Linked DNA regions of Mus musculus: region 2 is linked to region 1. Evidence: chromatin loops called from intact Hi-C (ENCODE). Cell type or tissue: heart. All regions are shown on one strand. Links, peaks and the distances in the headings refer to the core of each region. The heading gives the core; the rest is flanking DNA.

The links. Peaks named below come from ENCODE experiments on the same cell type or tissue, not always from the same donor. Only the 100,000 strongest peaks of a DNase experiment are listed, where the experiment ranks them.
Region 2: it touches region 1 in a loop (2.0-fold over the local background); 2 of 42 quality-filtered maps call a loop at or near these places.

What each region holds. Positions count from the first base shown.
Region 1 is chr13:11,869,308-11,880,041 of GRCm38, reverse strand. It overlaps Ryr2 (ryanodine receptor 2, cardiac), which reads left to right. Exons shown (of 105, transcript NM_023868.2): 8 at 455-567. Among named protein-coding and RNA genes, the nearest start is that of Ryr2, 230 kb to the left of the region's middle. In heart, for the core only: a CTCF peak has its summit at 4,992 (motif pointing right); no DNase peak of the experiment used is centred there.
Region 2 is chr13:11,995,642-12,006,375 of GRCm38, reverse strand. The region is part of intron 1 of Ryr2 (ryanodine receptor 2, cardiac); the gene reads left to right. Among named protein-coding and RNA genes, the nearest start is that of Ryr2, 110 kb to the left of the region's middle. In heart, for the core only: no CTCF peak of the experiment used is centred there; a DNase peak (open chromatin) is centred at 4,325; H3K27ac peaks cover 813 bases.

The sequences.
Region 1 (10,734 bases), core at 1,001-9,000:
TTTTAAGATAGCAATCCTTTGTGTCATTTGTTTGAATCAACAAAAGAACACGTGCACTGCAACTACCCCAATAGAAAACATCAATTTCTTTTGATGAAAATCACATAACTGCATATTAATTTTTTAATAAGATTGTTTAGGGAATGAAATCACTCTGGCTAACTGGAACTTCTAGGCCTGTATTAACATATGCAAATACATGTTCCCTTTCAGCAGTTTTTATTGGGGAAAAGATACCAAACCGGCACACCCACTTCCCATTAAGAGAAAGGTTGTATTTCAGTATGTCCTACCCTAAGTGAGTTTGGCTGAGTTCTTCTCATTTCCACGATCCAAGAGATTAATTTGCATGAAGTCATGTATTTCTGAACGTCCCTTGAGTGGCGTCATCTGGAGAGGGAATGGATCTTCAATTAACTGGGTTTTCTCCATGTTTTAATTCTATAATTCGCAGGGGAGGCTTGCTGGTGGACCATACATCCTGCCTCTAAGCAGAGATCAGAAGGAGAAAAAGTGCGTGTTGGAGATGATCTCATCTTGGTCAGCGTGTCCTCAGAAAGGTACTTGGTAAGTGTGGGGACATGGCTTCATGCTTGATGCTCTGCTGAGAGCGGGAGATGAAGTGATGCTTGGTAGGAAATGTGCTTATGAGCAAGCAAAGCTAGGGAGACAATTCATAAAGGCTTGTGCCTCTAGCTATAAATAACTCCTGAGAAGAGAGGGAGATGTCTGTGGCCTTACGGGGAGATGGCTCCCTGGGTCTGTTTGAGCAGGCTTCCCTCCAGACCTTGATATGCATATTCATGAGGCTGATGGTGCCTGTTCTTGGATTCTTTTATTAATAGAATGTAAACGAGTCTGATGGGGATTTCAAGTTCTGTGGTCTTTGTTTTGTGCCTCATGTAAAAGTTGTATCAAGTGGGTTCTTTCTCCATATTTTGATAAGTGTGATAATTGTGTGAGAGATACCTTTATAAGCTCTTCTGTTAATGGCACTGCCTCAATTCAAAGAGTAGTAGCTAAGAGTAGGAACATTAAGATGTTAGTTAGTCGTTGGATGTACTTTTTAGTTTTTTATGATAAGGCAACTATGGATTTAATATATTCAATAGGTTGTAGTTTTTCTAATCTAAAGAATAATTATGTACAGAAGTTCACAGAAGAATAAAATCCATGAAAAGGTCAATATATACAATCCTTTTTGGCTCTTTTTGTAATTTTATTTATTTGTTTGTTTTGAGAGAGGGTCTCACTGTGTAGAGCAGACCAGCCTTGAGCTCATCTACCTTATCTTCCACTGCTGGCATGGTGGACTGTCACCAGCACGCTCAGCTAAACATTACATTTCTCTTTTGCAGGATTGAGTATTCAGCCCAGCTCCTTGTGTATGCTAGGCAAACCCTCTACTACTGAAATATACTCTACTACTGAACTACTCTCTAAAGATCGAACCACTAATGAGACGTTATTCTATCTTGCTTTTCCATTGCTGAGATAAACACCATAGCCAAAACGACTTGAGGAGGAAAAGGTTTACTTCATCTTAGAGGTCAAGTCAAGAAAGTAGAAACCACAGAGGAAAAGTGCTTCCTGGCTTACTCCCCACTGGCTCCTTGCTAAACCAGCTTTCTTATGCAGAGCCAGGATCACCTTTGTAGGGATGGCACTGCCCACAGTGGGCTAGGCCCCTTCCACCTCAATTAGCAGTCCTGCCCCCCAGATACATTATGGGCCCATCTGACCAAGGCAATTCCCAGCTGGGATCCCCTTGGATAATTCTGAGCTCTGTCAATTTGAGAGCTGGTGACAACTAGGAGAAACAGAAAAAAGTAACATTTTAAAAGTTTTTCATGAATACCTACATAAAGTATCCCAGAGGGATCAGTAGATGATAATGGAAAGCAAGATGGGGCAGAGTAGGTCACTGTGAAATAAACATTGTATTAAAGAGCCTACTGTGAGAGGCAATGAATCTCTAACACTGTAGATCAGAGTTTTTAGGGTGCCCTATTACTTTGTAAATATGGAAATAGAAGCTAGGGAAACAAATCAGTTGATCAAGTACTTGTGTGGAAACATTAGGATATGAGTTTAGATTCCAGAATCTGTATAAAAAAGCAGGACATGATAACACACTTGTCCCAAATATGGTGGGTCAGAGGCAGGCAGATTCTTGGTGCTTGCTTGCCAGCGAACCTAGCCTACTTGGTGAGCTTCAGGCCAGTGTGACTCTATCCCAATAACTAGATAGCATTTGAAGAACGACTTCTGAAGTTGACTCTGACCTCCACATGAACACACACACACATGTACACATGCATCTGCATACATACTTTCAAGCACATGAACACACACACATACACCCAAGACTGAAACAGGGTGCGCTCAGTAACAAAGTCATTTCCAGTGTACCAACGAATTTAGTTCATTTTCAAGTGTTCCTAGAAGAAGGCCTGGCTTCCTGGGTACAAAGTGGTGGTGCTAGAGACAGGGATGGCTTAACAGGGCCTCCTGTCATGGGCAGGAAAATGGCACCGTTTGGTGAGTCTGCCCCTGCATAGTGGTGGGAGGCCTGGAGTCATGCTCCTCTTTTGTGTCCACATTGTCCCTTTGTAAATTTCTAGTGCCATGCGGTTGTGCAGCCTATTAAAGTATACATTATTAAGGCCCTTACATGTCCCAGAGCTGTGCCATGAGGGTGATGTACCCTGATTAGAAGGTGGACATTTCAAGTTTAGCTGGGGTGAGAACCCAACAGCCATAGAAACAACTCATGCCCCCTTCGGCACAACACTGCAAACCTGTTTTCGTTTGATTTGGACCTGACAGTCCCTATCTGTTGTGGTTTTCCAGCTTGTATTTCATGCCTTGTAGAAGAATTGATTTGACAGTGGAGTTTCATTATCCATCAGCGGATATTAGAAATAGGAATATTCAGAACCTCAAAGCACTAGACTTCTAACATTGCATTTACAGCTATCAACCTGTGCAGATCTAGAACTGGCTCCCTGGCCTCTGGATTAGCTGTTTATAATGTAAGGTTAGTGGTAATGGGAACACCGAGTCCAGACCTTATTGTGAGAGGCAGTGAGGTAAGGCAATTGAGTGTTCATTGAGTAATAAAAGACTTCAGGAATAAGTCACAAAAAATGACACATGCAATTCCTAGCCTTTGTAAATAAACAAACCTGAATCATTAAAATTTACTACTAGTTTCCAAGCTGCATTCTGCCCAAGTACTAAACTTCACTTTCCCTAGTAGCCTTTACATATATAAAATATATTAGGGATATAAGACATAAATAATTTATATTAGATATAATATAAAAACTGTAGTAGATACAAAACAAAATATATAAAAGGTACATAATAGAAATGCACATATATAAATGCATGAATGTATTTATTTATTTTATATATAAATATAAACGTGTGTGTGTATGTGTATGTGTGATTTTGAGACTTGGTCTTACACTATATAGTCAACACTGGCCTTGTGTTCATTGTGTAGGCCAAGATATCCTTAAACTCATGGTGACCCTTTTTTTTTTTATTTTTTATTTTATTTTTTGCCTCAGTTCTTGAGTTGAGTACTAGGCTCATGGGCATTAGCTACTAAACTCAGTTCTGGATAACCCTTATAGAGGCTCCCAGAGCGGCAAGCCATGTTGCTGGGGTTCCACTCTCATGTGCCGATGAGGCCAGTGCTTTTATTGTTCATATCCACAGAACCCTGCATAGAACAGAAAGAAGGAATCTCCAAGAACACACTGTCCATGGCTTCCTCTCTCAGACAAGTAATGCCGCAACCAAACCATGCGGATAGCTTTCTGCCAGTGTGACAGGTACCCGAGACAGGCTAACTTAAAATAAGGGAACACTAGTTTTGACTCAGAGTTTTAGAGGTTCCATTCTGTGGCCACTAGACCCCATTGCCATGGGTCTGTGGTGTGGCAGAGCATTATGTCAGGGAGAGATGGTGGAGCAAGCCTTCTCACCTCACGGCAGTGAGGACCGAAGTGGGAAGAGATGAGGATCCTCGCTGTCAAAGGCACAGCCCCAGTCATGTAACTTCCTCCTTCTAGGCTCCACCAGGAAAGGTTTCCTCCCAACAGTTCTAGGACCATCAGTATTACTGGGTGGGAGAAGGATGCTGATGCTGCCAGACACCCTTGTTGAGTACTGTGGTGATAGGTTCATGGGTGTATATGGTGGACTCAGTGCCGATGTTTTTAGAAAATGAATGAAAATAAAGAAGAAGGTAGTGAGTGAGCTTTGAATACCTAGGCTGGCTTTGAACTGGCTGTGAAGTCAGGATTACAGATGTGGCATTGGGCCTGCTTTATGCTGTACTGGCATTTGGGCACAAGGTCTTGCACATTCTAGACTAGTACTCTTAGCTGGGCCACATCCCCAAGCCCCATGTATAGTTCCTTGAGTCCTCAGTTTCTTCATCTGCAGTATGGGAATTATGAATCGTTCAGCTGACACAGGGGCATGAGGAGAATCAAATGCTGAAATCCAAGTAAGATCACCTGCCCTTGCGTAGTGAGTAGCTCCCATTGTTTGTTTGAGAAGTCTGTGCCTATGTACAATGTTAAATAAGCGACCAGTATTTAGCTTAAGGAAGGCAAACCTGGTCTCAAGAGGAGGACTATTACAGAGAGCCTTAAATAGAGATCTATTGTATGAAAGCAAGGTCTGTCTGTATTCTGAGATGCTGACATGACTAAAGAAATAAATAATTAAAACTTTTGTTTCAAAATGCATTGGTTAAAAGTGGCCATAGGAAATGAAAACTCTAGCCTTTGACTGTTTCTTTTCTGGTCCATGACTGTGAGCTACTTTTCTTCCACCCCTAAGATCATTTAAGGTTAATCCAATTTTACATTTGGAATACTAATGGGGCTGGCAGCCTTTTGTAGTGATGAATTAATTGATGGCCAGATAATTTTCTTCCCTCCCATCTGCATAAGCACCTTCCAGACAGAAGAGGGCGCTGTGGTCAGGGACCTCCAGCCTGTCAACTTTACAGGTTGGACACAGGGCAATTCCAAGGAGTCTTGGCTGTAAAAATAGTTGTAAACTATTCACACAATACTGTCTTTCTTTACTTTTGCTGTTTGCTGTTCTAATATGAAATGATATCCTAATCTTTCCAGGACTAGCCAGAAGGGCTTTTCTGTGCTTCTATTAGACAATTTGTCTTTTAAGCAGGCTTTTTCCAAAGCAGCTTATATGTAAGAGAGAAAAAAAAGTCTTAGTATAGTGAGATCAGGACAAACGGGTGTTCCTGACTTAGAATCCACTTCAGATGGATTAAGACAGGATAAGTCACATGAAACTTCATTTTTAATGTATCAGTTGTAAAACTTCCCTGATCTGCATAGAAACTTCCCATCTGTGACTTACTTTTTTGCACTCTGGAAATGCTGATTTTCTGTCTTCCAGGTCACTTGTAGACCTACAAAGATCTTAGGATTCATAAAACCATAGCCCAACAACTGATTTAAAATAAATCGTCAAGGATCTGGAGCGATTGCTCAGTGGTAAAGAGCCCTTGCTGCTCCCGGTGGCACCCAGGTTCATAGCATGCACACAGAGGTCAGAGGACAACCTTCAGGAGTGAGCTCTGTCCTTCCACCATGTGGAGTCTAGGAATTGAACTTGGGTCACCACTCTTGTTGACAGACATCTTTACCCTCTGAGTTATGTCTCTAGCCCTAGCTTAATATTTTATCAGTAACAAACAAACAACTAATGCATGTTATTTCCAGAGAGTTAGAAATAAGATGTTGATGGTAGCAGAAAGGTCTGAACTCGTATCTTCCAGCCTGGCTCCTGGGCTTTTACCCTCCTGATGATTTACCTCTGTGGTCCTTATCTTGGACTTTTAAGTGAGAAAGGTATTTTTACTGAATAACAAGTTGCTGGAATTTTCTAAAACTGCATACATACATCAATGGAAGGCAGGCATCCTTAATAATTTATGAGTAATTTATGATGACAGCCAGTTCAGTTTGGGGAACAATCTAAGCACATGCCCTGCCAATGAATCATTAGGCCCAGTCCCTTTGTTTACATTTTATTAATTTACCTTGAGCCCCCTTTTCTGTTCCTATGGCTCAGGTGAGGAAGCCATCGAATATTACATTTAAAGAAGCATCCATGTCTTTGTCTCCCATTTATCTTTTCTTCTTCTTTTTTCCAAAGAAGAAGCTGCAGCCCGAGGGTTAAGATAGCTTGTTTATTTGTGTTTCTTGTCCCTGGATGCTAATTTATTTGGAATGCTGTATCACTAGGGCCCAAATGCCTGACATTTAATAAGAGATAAATAAACGAATGAAAAACTGCTTCAGACAAGGACTGAATACAGAGAATCTTAGAAAAATGTTGGGGCCATGGAATCTTCTGGCAATCTGATAAAGAATCCCGACCTGCTGTCACAAGCAGCTTTGGGGATGCAACAAATAAATCCACAGGATTAGAAAGGAAATTAAAGGGTCATGAGTTACCTAGCTCTATGGGCCTTGGGTTAAGATCCCAGGAGAGCTGCGGGGCACTTAGGCCTCTGTGATTTTGAGTTTCTGTCATATAATATTATATTCACTCATAGTTTTAGGGTCCACAATTTTTATGGGCCCCTACTTTACTGCTCCTAAATTGGAAAACTTTATTTTTTATTATTTCTTTTGACAAACTGCTCAACTGATTGTTCTGTATTTTAAAGGTTAAAATTCATGGGCTAAGATAGATGGATCAGTGGGTAAGTGGCTTGCAGAGCAGGCATAAGGACCTGAGGTCTATCTTCCAGAACACATGGGAGAAAAGTCACAGACTGGAGAGATGGCTCAGTGATTTGGATCACCGTTGATCTTGTAGAAGATCCAGGTTCAATTCCTAATCTCACCACCATCTACAGCTCCATTCCAGAGGATTCAACATGTTTTTCTGACCTCTGTAGGTCACTCACACACATACACACACACACACACACACACACACACACACACACACACACATTAAAGAAAACAACTAATAAAGGCTGAAGTAATTAACATTAGGTTAAAGGTGAGACTTTATTGCAGCCAGGTGCCCTGAGTCCTGACATTGTGGCTTTCCTGTGACTTAACACTGCCATCTTGCAAGTGGGTGCCCTGGTGGCTGTATTGTTGAGCTTAAGGCTAGTTTTGCTTTCACTCTCTGCTACCCAACACCTTTGCTTTAAGGACTACTACTCATCTTGGTTTCAGTAATTGGACTGTTGCTGCCTTCTGAATATTTAATAGCAACGGTCCTGACTTGGCACTGTTCCTACTCAGATTTCTAGTTTGCTGTTTTTAAGCAGCAAAACTAAGTAGATGATTTCAGGAGGCAATGCACACTGAGATGGTTTCTTTGGAAGAGTAGGTTTTACTTAAATAACTCCTTATGGCTTCAGTACATTCTTAAGGACATAGTTAGGACTCCTTCTAACAGACCACACTTCTAACAGTCCCCTCCCCTCTCTCCTGTGTGTGATTCTTCTTTGCGTTTGGATGTAACCTAAGGATCACATTTCAGTTCTCCAAGTCACCCGTTCCCCATTTTGGCTGTAGTTGCTCCTGGCTGCTTCAAGTTTGAGCTCCTTGATCTGGCACCAGCCTTTGTCTGTCTGTCCTTAACTCCCTCAGTATGTGTCCTAAGCTTCAAAGATTCTGCACTGCTCTTTGTATTCTCATGACTCTACCCTTAGATTGCAGTCATTTCTTGGCCATAATCAGAGGTATTTTTAAGGATCTAGCCTACAACCCTGCCAAGCAGCCTGATATGTTAGAATGAAAAATCCAAACTGGCTTATAAAATTTTTATTATCTTTAAAACATTTTTAGTCCAACCATTGATGTTATATTATACATGTATAAATATGAAGTTTGTATCTACTTACTTAGAGACACTGTATCCCAAATAGTTGGGTCAGGCCATGTAATCTTACTCCTTCCTTATAAAGCCTTTGTCATGGGAACTCCCATCTCTCCCCATGGAATCAATGTGTCCCCTTCAGGCTCTGCATGGAAGGCTGTACCAGCTGTTTGGTTGGAAATGTTCTCTTTTGATAATCAAATTTAAAAGCATTTTAATATACTTTACACATTAAGATAATCCACGGTGTTTTATGTTGCTTACTTATCTCCTCCTATAGGATTCCAAGCACCCTTGGGGTCAGAAGGTTTTTCTGATAATATTTAGCACAATGTTTTAGACAACACATTGAATGACTTCGTGATGAATTAACAGATGAATATCTGTTTGTCATGACCATGTATGAACTTTCACTTGGTTTACAGCAAAAATAAAATATAAGCTTTAGTTTGCGAATTCTTATCAGAAGATTTGGTGAACTATATATGGTTTTCGTATATATATATATATATATATATATGTATATGTATATACATATATATATATCAACTATGTATATATTTTTTCAAGTGTATGTGTGTGTGTGTGTGTGTGTAAAATTCTGTTTACTAAGCCACTGACATAGAAATAACTCAGATATTATTGGGGACTGGGGAGATGGCTCACTGATTAAAGTATTTGCTGTGCAAGCAAGAGGACCTAAGCCCCAATCTTCAGCAACTACAGAGACAGCCAGGTACAGGGATATGTGCCTGCAGCTCCAGAGCTGGAGGTGGAGGTACGAAGGTTCCTGGCGCTCCCTGCCAGCCAGCTAATCAAATTGGTAAGGGCTAGGTTCAGTGAGAGACCTTGTCTCAAAAACATGACATGGAAAAGCACCTGAAGAAGACATCCAACAAGTGTCTGGCCTCTAACACATGAGTGTTCACCTATGCATCCAAACAGACGACAAACACTTACAAAAAGCAGTGAATAAGAATTGTTGATAAAGGCTTTGCCGTTTTGATCTTAAAGGTCTGACTGGCATCTTTTCATCATTTATTGAGTAGCAAGCTCTCTGGATGGTGAGAGACACCCCTGTGAGCCTGTATCAGGCAGCTTAAAGGGGAAAAGGAAATGAATCAAAGAACCGTGTTGTGTGCTATTCACCATGGAAAACATACTGTTCGTATTGATGGAGCAGATGGGATAGGGCTGATCTGTTAGCACTGAAAATGTTTCCACATCAGAAGAAAGAAAAGTAAGTTAGGAAAGGAGTCTCAGGGGGGACTGGACATAGGAATGGTGACCCTAAGGGGACTCAGGGATTTCATGAAGGCAAGTGACAGCTGGGGTTTTAGAGAGGGGGAGAAATGATTAGTAAACCCAATGATCTCCTGGGAAACTTTGAATCTATTGATTGGTGCAGTCATTGATGAGGCTGAGATGCATATTTTACACGGTCAGCTTCAAGAGTCTCTTGTAATTGATTTTGGTTAGCATACAAAGAAATGGATCTCATTGTGACATTTTCTTTCATACACAGATATCAGATGTTTTATACTTAGTTATTCGTCTATTTGCATCTGCCCCAATCCCGCCTCTCCACTTGTTGACCCCTCCTCCTCTCTACCTCCCTCCTTCTGCTCCCATGAAGAGTATTCCTATATTATTGTTCATTTCTCTTCCCTCCTTCTAGATTTTTCCCTCCTCTCTCATACCCTGTATGTGCACATACATGTACGTATGCATGGATGCATCCCATCTTTCAGTGCACATGTTTGCCTTTCAGAGAAAACATAACATGTTTGTCTTCCAGTCTGTCTCAGCTCTCCTTCATACTGATCCGTTTTCATGCAGATACCATAATATAATTCTTCATCATGGACAACTAAAATTCTCAAGTATATATGAATTACAATTTCTTTACCCAGTGGTTTTGGTTTAAGAGAAAGAGTGAAATTGTTGCTGAGAGTTGTTATCACCATCTACTGGCTCTGATATCAAATTGCAGCCAACAGCTGAAGGGCTCTATTCACATCATTGCTTGTCAATAAACTATCCTAATATTATATGTAGGAGAGTGAATGATAGTTGCAGGCATCCACTTTAACACTATTCTATCTATAAATAAGTCCTAAGACAAAATTTCTTCCTATACATATTTTTTTCAGTGAATTTGTTATTCATTTGTGTGTTTCCTGATTGCTGGGATGTCAATCACTGTTTGGGTAAACCTGAAAAATGTCTATGATACACAGAGTGTTCTAGTTGGCTTTTCCTGTCAACTCAACACGGCCTAGAATCACCTGAGGAAGGAGTCTCATTTGAGAGGTTTCCCAGAACATATTGGCATGCAGGCTTGTCTATGGAGGATTGCCTTGATTTGGAATTGATATAGGAGGGCCTAGCCCACCATGGACAGCACCATTCCCATGGTAGGTGGTCCTAGGCTGACTAACAAAGCCAGCCAAGTATGGGTTTTGGGGAGAGATCCAACAAGCAACACCTGCCATGGTTCTTGCTTGAGTCCCTGTGCCAAGTTTCCCCAATTAATGGTGACCTGGAAGTGTAACCCAAATAAATCCTTCCTTTCCGTAAGTTGCTTTTGGTCATAATATTTCATTACAGTAACAGAAAGGAAACTAGAAAAACAGAGTAATTTCTATTATTCTTTTTCCTGATCATGTTTTAATTATCTTACTTAGATTCAGTTGTTTTATGAGTCAGAGCATGTTATCTAGGCTGGTCTTGAACTCAGGATACTCCCTGAGTACTGCGATTCCAGCTTTGTGCTTCCATGCCTGTCTAGTGTCTTAATATTGGAAGAACAGGCTGAAGTGCATGTCCCTT
Region 2 (10,734 bases), core at 1,243-9,242, 130 kb before region 1:
CTAATTACATTGGTTGACCTCTGCCTTTGTCGTTATGATGTCTTCTGAAGCCAGGATCCTGACGCTAGGATTAGATTGGGCTTGTGGTTTCTCCAGTTCGTTCTTTGTATTCAGAAGGTTTGGAAGACCTTCAGAAGTTCTTGTCACGGTCTAAGGCAGAACAGATGTCAGAGCTCCCTGAAGTGTATCAGGGCAGGCACTTTCTGTATTGCAGTCAAGTTGGATGGTCAGATGCATGTACATCATCTAAGCTGGCTCTGGTGTGCTGCAGCCAACCCAGGAGAGGCCACCCAGAAGTGACCCTGCACAGCAGCTGCCAGACAGAAGGACAGGTCTAGTAACACGGAACATAGATGCAAAGAGGGTTCTGTGTGCTGAGGGGCTGAAAACTGGGAGGTGTGGTTACAGTGTGGTCTAAGCAGAAGGATCACTAGGGAGAGAATTACATTTAAATCCGTATTTTCCTGATTTGTTGAGGTTTTTAATGCCATGATTGAGTCAAGAAGGAGCAGGGCTAGAATCTGGCCAACCAAACCATGGCGTACCACAACCGGCTCTTGGTGCTCATTAAGCTGAATTGTAGTCTGGTTGCAGACAGCTTTGAGTAGCAGGCACAGCCTACTTCGTCTCATCTGTCCTCTTCCTCTTCTCCCCACCTCCTCCTCCTTTTGAGTTTTTGTCTTGAGATAGGGTCCTACTCTAGAGTTCTCTGTTATGTATCCCAGGAGAGCCTCAAACTCAGAATTCTCCTGAGCCTCCCAAGTGTGGAAACAGACTGGATAAGATATGCTACAGGGTTGGATGGGGGAAGAGGAAATGAGGGGTGGCTCACATTCCCAAGTGTGGGGCAAGACACAAGAAGCCAGCCTGTGGGCAGAGAACTGTGACCAGTTCTCTGGAGTTAGTTGCCCCTTGGCATGCACAGGTGGCCTCCAGATACGGGTTTAGGAAAGGTGTGGGCTTAGAGCCGCTGAGGACACCAAGGACAGAACGTGTATTTGGATGTTACTATGACAGAATCGGGTTAGCAAAAAGGGACTTACTGGCAGTGAAGGTGAAGGATGTGAAGCACAACGAGTTGTGGAGAATTCAGAGCAAAAATGTCATAGTGGTGAAAGAAATGAATCAGACGTGGGGACAGCTAAATAGCCTCTCAGTGACCTTCTTGAACGCAGATGTAATGCTCTGGCTCTTTCTTTGTTCCACCTCACATCTCCATTTTGTTTTTGCCAAACCCTACTGAATTGGGGCCAAAGGGGAGAAGGATTTTTAATGAGGTCAGCCGATACTACTGAAAGTTTCCATAAGTCTTTGAGTTTATCCCACAGCTGAAGACAACTTTCTACTGCATCTTAACTCCTGGATGAGTTAGCAGTTTAGAAATCCAAAGCCCTAAGGACCTAAAGGATGAGGATCCCTGCACTGTAAAAGCTTGCAGTTAAATTGATGAGGATTGACCGTATGTTGCAGTAGGAAGCTTTCTATCCCAATGCTGTTTTCTTGGAGAACTTCACATCAGAGTGTGGCACTCGGTGGGTGGATGGGTGGCGGTGTGGGGGCAGTGGGGGTAGGTAGGTAGGTGCAGGGAAGGTCACTGAAGTTTGGGGTTGGTCCTATGCACTTGCTGGCCCTGGCAGGTACCTTGGCTGCGGGGACCCTATTGTGGAAAAGACTATGTCTAAGCTAGACTTGGGGGCCATAAAGATAGATGTAGGAACAGATGAGGTTGCAGGCATGAGGAAACATAGGAAAAGTGGTTCTTGTGTCTGCTGCCTCAGGAGGATCGTAGCTCCTGCCCTTGCCCAATTAAGAGACGTGAAGATGCTGACTCTGCTGTGCCCGCTGCTCACCATGCAACTTTCAGGTTTGCTCAAATTATGGAATATAGTTTACAAGAAAAGAAAAGATGGACTTTCCAGGAACCATAAATAACTGCCATTAAAGCTTAATTTAATCAAGAATGCATTTCTTTCTCAGAGAATTACATAACTTGTTCTTTTGATAAATAATAGGCACAGTTGCAGGACTCATATGTTCTTGGCAGAATAAATCATCTTTGACAAAAGTGGTGCTTATGTGGTCTGCTTTTATTCAAAACTTATATAATGTCAAGCTCCAGCCTTCACTGAGGTACTGTGTGTCAACAGTGGTGCGTTTGTTCATCTACAGAGTCTGCAGCCCTGTGTTGTATGTTACTATTTACCACATGGTGATACTTAGACAGTTTTCAGTTATGATAAGTACATTTGTTTGCTTGCTCCTCCCTCCCTCCCTCCCTCCCTCCCTCCCTCCCTCCCTCCCTCCCTTCCTTCCTTCCTTCCTTCTGTCCTTTTCCTTCCAGAACCTTCTGTGATCTTACTGAAAGTTATGCTGCTTTCTTCTTCTCTCTGGTTTCATTGAAGGATTTCAGTCCTGGTACAAGGGTTGTTAGACAGGCATAGTTAACATCATACAATCAGAAGGCCTTGAGATCTTGATGTATTTTACAAAACTTTATTTACAAAAAGTGTGTTTATGTTGTCCATGTATGCGTGTGGAAGCCAAAGGTTAATGTTGGGTCTCATTCTCAAAAATTCTCTACCTTATTTTTTCTTCACTGAACCTGGAGCTCCCAACTAGACTAGAATGCTGACCAGTGAACTCCCCAAGTTCCAGGCCTCTCCCCAACATTAGTGCTGGAGTTATAGATATATAGTACACCTGAATTCCACATAGGGATGATTCAAAGCCACTTTGGGTTTGAACACTGGTCCGTGAGATTGTATGACAATTGTCTTGCTGACTAAACCATTCTCTCACACCGCAATCTAAACCAGAGTTCTTTGTCTTTATTCTGTGTAGTTGGCTTCATCTACCTCTATTTCTAGCATCATTACCTGTCCAATGGTTTTTGGGCTGGCTTGCTTGGACTCAAAATGAGGGTCTTAGATTCTTTTGTTGCTCTTCCGGTCAGACAGAAAGTGGTAGTGTGAAGGTATGAACTCTCAGGGTAGACTGACTGTTTCTGACTAGTGCCCCAGAAGTTTCTAGGCCATTGACAAGGTCTGATTGTCTGGGAGAATGAGGGAGAGGGAGAGGGAGAGGGAGAGGGAGAGGGAGAGGGAGAGGGAGAGGGAGAGGGAGAGGGAGAGGGAGAGGGAGGGAGAGGGAGAGGGAGGGGACACTCTAGAGGTATAGATCCCAGGCTTGCAGACTCCAACAGGCATCTCTAGGCAGCAGGCTTCTGTGCTTTGGTACACACACCAGTTAGGCTGCAGCATGCCTCCTGGGCAGCTCTTCTCTTGCAGGTTGCAGTGCAGCCCCTGTGCCCTGTTCTTGGCTTGAGGTCCTGGTTGTCAATAGTTCATTGACAAACAAGTCTTTGGGTCTGGGGTCCTAAATATTTCAGCTTCAAGGGTCACAGGGCTGCTGTTCCGGTCCTTGAACGTCTGCAGTCTAGCAGCTCATTACAGTTCTTGGGATCTGAAGTCCCCTAAAAGTAGACCCCACAACCTGCCTCTCCATGGGAGCTTGTCTTGGAGGGATTCATCATAAGGAGCTGGGGAAATGTTTATCTTTTTCCTCCTTTTTGTGTTCCATTCACAGATGAACTATTACCCTTGGCAAAGACTTAAGTCATTATGGTAATAATGATGATTCTACATTTTACTCTCCCTCTGGGGACTTCACTTTAGCTCCACCCAACAAACTTGTGGGACCAAGTATTGAAGTGGCTTATATTGTAATGGTAAGGTGTCAATCTTTTATAGTTTGGGGCCAGATTCCTTGATTTAACAACTGTGTTTCTGCCACTTGGATTGCCAAGATTCAAAACAATGTCTCCTGGGTAATTGTGGTGAGCCTTCTTCCTAATGGGGTAACAGAGACAGAGCAAGACCTGCTTGTATAAGTGGCCCCATCTTTGTGAAGCCAAGTACAGGCTGTCCTTCCCTCATGTCCCCAGAAACCCCATCATTTTGATTTACTGTAGAATACAGAGAAGAGCCTTAAAGGAAAAAAAAAAAAAAAACCTGACTTACTTTCCCTGTGGCTGTGACTGGAGTTGGAGGCTGCAGTAGGTCCTCAGCAGCCAGATATATTTGTGTCAGGCTGCTGCAGAGCTGGTAGTTAGCAGAGGAAGCTGCCCACTTGGAGAGGCCTCCCCAGGGCTTGTCTGTGCAGGCTATGCATCCTTCCACTGCAGAGTTTCTGGAAGAGGACCTTTGGAGGGTGGAAGAGCTCTGTATAGGCATTCACAGGCAAAGGGGGATCAACTCTCTGCCAATTCCCCAAGTGAGAGGCTGTCTTGGCTGCAGCCTGGCACTTGCCGAGTTGAGTTCTCAGAGTGATTAAGGAGATCACCAGCCAGCCCCCCTCCCCCTCCACCACTTCCCACATTCAGATTAGAGCTGCAGTAAAAGCCCAGTGGGGAGAGAGTCACATAACTTTCCAATCCTGAAATTGCTCTCTGGACAGTAAGCAGATGGCAGCAACGTCATACCGTGTTCTGGCCTGATGATGGCCTGAGAGACTTGGGCATTATTTTAAGAACGCAAAGATCTCTCCCTCCAGACTACATCTATTATAGCCCTGCCCCAATATTTGAAGTGTTAGTTATAGTTTGCCTTTGAATTATGATTGTCTTAAACTACTATGTAGTTTGACTCATTGTGCATAGTTCTAAATGGTGTCCTCCTCTTTCTTGTTTCATTTTCTTCACATATGTGTGTTTACCTATATGAAGGTCAGGAGACAACCTTGGATGCCGTATACATTTTGGGGGGGGGGGTCAGGATTACTCACTTGCTTGAGCCAGTCACTATATTCCCATTTTTACCTCCCAGTGTAGGATTATAACTATGTCCCACTGTATTCAACTGTTAAATACAGGTCCCCGGGATCAAACTCAAGTCCTTACGTTCATCTGACAAGCACTTTACCAACTGAGCTATCTTCCTAGCTGCCGCTCTCTTCTTAGACTTGAATTTATTCTCCAGGTTGTTAAAGTTGTGTGGCTGCTGATGCGATTATGTTAAGCATAAGGCTCAGAGGAGAAAGCTGACATTGCTCTAGAAATTTTGTTTGTGAGGAAGGACCATGACCATGACCGTGACTGTGGCCATGACCTTGACTGCGACCATGACCACCTGGTATACTGTTGCTAGGGAAGGTCAGAAAATGTGTTCATTTCAGCTATATAGTATCTCAAGGTCAGTGTTCTAGCATTTCGTTATAAACTTGGGTCAAAAGGACAGAGAGACAGGAGGGACTCTCCATCTTTGGTAGGTATAGTAGATCATCTGTGGTGTGGGTAGGGAGTGGACACTATGTGCTTCTGTGCAGTTGCTAACATTGCTGTGTTGTTGTTGCGTTTTGTTGAATTAGGAAAAAGTGGTGTCTTAGTTTTGGTCAACTTAACACAGACCTTGAGAAGAGGGAATCTCAAATGAGGTAGTGCCTCACCCAGATTAGCCTGTGGGCACGTCTTTGGGGTGTTTTCTTGATTCATGATTGATGTGTGAAAGCTTAGCCCAGTAGACAGAGCCATCCCTGGGAAGGTGGACCTGAGCTGTGTAAGAAAGGGAGCTGAACGATCAAGGGGGAGCAAGCCAGCAAACAGCATTTCTCCATGGTTTCTTCTGTAAGCTCCTACTTTGAGTTCCTGCGCTGGCTTCCCTGGATGATGGACTCTGATCTGTAAGCCCAGGAAACCCCTTTCCTCAAGCTTTTGTTCTGAGTGCTCTATCACAGCAACACAAACACATAACTGGATTAGGTGCTGTCCGTTGGGGTTTTGTTCTCCCATCTACATCAGTGTGTAATTGGTAGGTTCTAGCTACTTCATTACATAACTACCTGCAATGTAGACTTGGATTCATTGGGCTCTTGACAGGGTTTGATGTGCTAAGCTTCAAGTCCTATATAAGACAAGGATAATGATTCTTGATGCAACTCATAGGATTGCTAAATGAATCACTACACAGAGAAGTTTTATCCCTGTACTTGCCATCTTTGTTCACTAAATTTTGGTAATTAACATTACATGGAAACAGTTCTTAGGTGACGATTTAGGGAGGCTGTTTTGCATCAATGTTTTGTTGACCTAATAGTGACTACTTTAGATTTTTTTCTTTTCCAGTTTTGTGTGTGCATGTGTGGTATGAATGCACATGTTTATATGCCTGCAGATACACGCAAGCATGTGTGTATGCACACAGAGGCCCCAGGTTGATGAGAAGAGTTATCCTCAACGGTTTTTCTACTTTATTCACTGAGACAGGACCTGGCAATCAAACCTAGAACGTCCTAGTTTTGCTAGCCAGCTTTCTCTGGGATCTTGTCCCTGCCTTTCACAGTTAGAATTACAGCCGGACCACTGCACTCACATGGTATTCATATGCTTTGGGGCTCCAAAGAGGAGTTGTATGACAACTGCTTTAACATTGGGCCATCTCCTCACCCTCAGAATTTTAAAAAATAAAGTATTGGTCTGCTGTCTCTTTTCTTTCTACATTGAGATATCACTAAATTTGTTGGACACCAGAGATCTAGAACTTTCCCCTTTCTGCAAAATTGAGGGTCCTAAAATACCAATCCCCCTTGTCTTCCACATCTGGCAGCTGGCTGCCACCTTTCTACTTGCTGATTTTTGACTTTTTCACATACTCTGAGTAAACTGGAACCATACCTGGATTGTTCTTTCTTGACTGACCCACCTCACTGTGACTTCGTGTCACATCCCTGAACTCCTTGCCACCCGTGTTCTGCATCTCTTGCCTCTAGCTTTGTTCCCCTTTGCAAGATCACATATACATTTTGCTTATTCTTAGAGATTAATTTATGTCATAGCATCTATTGTAACAAAACTCCCTTCTTTTAAACAAGCATAATAATATTCTTGTGTGTGCATGTTCATTTGAGCATGCACATGTCTGTCCATGTATATTTCCATGCATGTGCATGCATGTTCACTCATGAGTGTGCCTAGGTATATGTGCACATGTTCATGTATATGCACACATGCATGTTTTTATGTGTGTACTTGTGCATATATACATGCATGTGTGCATGTATGTTTTTGCGTGTGCCACATGGATTGCTTTTACCCTTTGGGTATAAGGAATAATCCTACGGGAATAGATGTAAATATTTCTTTGGATCCTGCTTTGAATGTTTGTGAATATGTATGTATCTATGTTATGGATTGCATAGGCTACTCAAAAATTCCCATGTTGAAATACAGTAATCAAAGTGATGGGATTTGAAGCCTTGAGGAGATAATCATATCCTAAAGGTAGAACCCTCATTAATGAAGTTAGTATCTCTATGAAGAAAGGATCAGAACTAGCTATTTCTGTCATTGGAAGACACGGTGAGATGGCAGTGATCTCTAGTCTGGAAGATCTCTTCACCAGACCCTGACTATCTGGCTCCTGGTTTTGGCTCCCCAGCTTCCATATCTATGAGAAATCTTTGTTTGTTGTCATTGTCTTTAGTTTCTAGAGTAGAATAAACCAAGAAGACAGCCTGGAAGTGAGGTTGTTGAATTCCATCCCAATGCTATTGTTAGCTTTCTGAATCACTGCCACAATTTCCATAATGGCTACTACTTTCTCTTTCCATCAAACATGGACGAACATTTTCCCAGAGCTTCCTGAAAGACTTGTTTTCTGTTCTTCTGGTGCTGCCTATCTGATAACTGCTAGATGAGAACTCATTGGGGTATTGAGTTTTCATCCTCACAGGATCAGGCTGAGCATCTCCTCATATATGCAACGCACTATTGCTTATTTTACTCATTGCTTTGATCACTACCTGTCAAGAAGCAGTTTAAGGGGGGAAGGATTTATTTTGGCTTATGATTCAGAAAGGAACACAATTTATCATGATAGGAAAGGCATGCCACAGGAGAATGAGGCAGCTTGTCACATTGCAGCCATAGTCAGAGAGTAGAGTGACAACAGGAAGTGGGACTAGGCTATAGAACTTTAAGACTCACCTCCCCAGTGACCTGTTTCCTCTAGCCAGACTCCACTTGTGCTGGTGAGAGACATTTTACAAGAAACCACAACATTAGTCACTTATGTATCTTCTTCAGGGAATTGTCAATTCATGTCCTTTGACCATGTTAAAACTAGGCTATCTGTTCCTTATGCATTTTGGATGTTAAACTTAGTGACATGATATGCTAATATTTTCTCCTGTAAGTTCCTTTACATTCTGATTTCCTTGATCAACAGAGAAGTTTTGAGTTACATTTCTTCTGTTTGGTTTTAGTTTTAGTCTGCTTTGAGCTAATGTTCATGTGATATAAGGAAAGACATGGCTTTATCATTTAGTAAACAGATAATGTTTCCCTAGCACTGTTTGAAAATCTTTCTTTCCCTGATGAAGCATGTCTTTCTGAGCCTCTTTTCTGTTCCCTTTGTCTTTCTATATCTGTATCTCACTTAGCATCACATGATCTTGATTACCATTAAGTGTATGTTTTAAAATCAGAAAGTGTATTTTCAAAATTATATTTTTTGCTGGTTGGCAATTTTTAAAAATTTTTGTGTTTTAATAGAAACGGGTTTGGTTGGGATTGCATTGAGTCTTACATCTATCAGATATTTTAAAGATTTGTTTTATTTTTTAATTATGTGTATGTGTGTATCTCTCTGTACAGGTATAGCACATATGAGAGTAGGCACGTATGGAGGCTAGAAAGAGCATCATATCTACAGAAATTGGAATGAAAGGCAGTTGTGAGCCACCTGATGTGGTTGCTAGGATCCAACTTTGGGTTCTCTGCAAGTACAGTGTGATCTCGAAACCATTGAGCCATCTGTCCATCCCCAGAGCTGTTAGATTTTTGTCAAACAAAACTATTCAGCAGACTTAGCAAGGAGAGTGAACTGTTGACTGTAAAGCATTTCTCTGGCTGCAGAATGGCCTTGTTGTCAACTGTGAGTTCTGATTGAGACTATATAAAGGAAAAGTACCATCAAGTGTCATGGTTCAGTCCAGAGACTAGCTTTAGGGGGGGATGAAAACAGGGGCATCAGCAGATGGTACTTGCTGTGTACCACGAAGAATGGAGTTTGTATCTCATCACCCATGTTATAAGCCAGGCATCCTGCGCTTGCCTGAAATGAGGGCATGAAGTCAGAAGGATCAGTAGGGTTTTCTGCTTTCCTGCCTAGTTGGGAAAACACGAGGGCCAGGTTCAGACAGTGACTCCAAGGAATAATTGGAAAGTGAAAAAAGAGGCTATATATGTTCTCTTTTGGATTTTACTTGCATGCATAGGCTCACACCCCCGTATATATGCTAAAACTAATGAGAAGAATAACATTGTATTGGACAACATGGAAGCTGAGCATTCATCATTCTTATTGACAGATGTTGATATAAAACAAAAGTCCCTTAATTAACAGTTCACCATATCAGATCATGGTACTTTGTCAAGAAGAAAGCAGGTGATAGAAGTCCTCTGATTATTGCTGCAGTTGTTCTAGCTGAACAATGTTTGCTGCATTTTGGGTCAGGTCCCATAAGTGTAAATGAGTAGTTTTTTTCAAATCCCTAATTAGCCATGATGATACCTGCCTTGATTTCTATGCAGTATTACCCCCTGCAGTGAGGTGGGTAGAACGCAGTTTCTGGATAATTGTGTAAGGAGACAACATTTAGGAGAGTCATGTGGTTTAGTCAAGGATAGGTGACATGCACAGACAGAGCCATGAGGTGACCCCATGTATCGCTCATTGAAGAACCTATGTAGTCCCTGAACAAAATTGTTTAACAGTTTTTAATGTGCCGTCACACAGGCTATCTGGCCTTGGGCACTTCCCTTAGCCAGGAGCCAGAAGATCACGAGAAACATTCATAATATCCAAATTCAAGAGAGGTAGGGAGGCTGCAGGAGGTCATGTACCCTCATCTAAGGTCTTCAGCATAGACACAGAGAATATGGCTGAGGGAGATTTAGTTTTCTTCATTTTTCTTTTGCTTCTTGTAAGCATGCCTCAGACTCATCATGGAACAAATAGTCACCAGTAAGCAGGATAGTATTCTAGATAATGTATGCAGTTAAGTTATTTGATATTATTTGGGATCTAAGCATGATGACAAGAGTGAATCAGATGTGTTCTGGATTCTTCCAAATCCAAAGCCCATTGCAAAGTGGCATGAGTTTCCGGATTGCCTGGACATTTCTTTTCTTTTTTTTTTTTTTTTTTTTTTTTTTTTTTTTTTTTTTTTTTTAAAGATTATTTATTTATTATATGTAAGTACACTGTAGCTGTCTTCAGACACTCCAGAAGAGGGAGTCAGATCTCGTTACGGATGGTTGTGAGCCACCATGTGGTTGCTGGGATTTGAACTCCTGACCTTCGGAAGAGCAGTCGGGTGCTCTTACCCGCTGAGCCATCTCACCAGCCCTGGACATTTCTTTTCTGGGCATAGTTGTAAATGACTCCTTTGAGCATAATACAGTGATGATGTTCATTAAGTAAGATGAAGCTGAGCAGGGGTCTCTCATGAAAGTGTTATTTCATGAGAAATACACTGTAAAGGGCTGAACAATGCTTTTGGGAGAAGATGGTCACACAAGCTGGTATATTTGGAGTGAGGGGTATATGCGTGTCTGTGTGTATGTGTGTGTCCATGTGTGTAGAGGCCAAAGGTTGATGTTAGGTGTCTCCTTAAATTTCCCTGAACCTTGTCTTTTGAAGCAGGGTCTCTCAGTGAACCTAGAACCTGTAGGTTCAC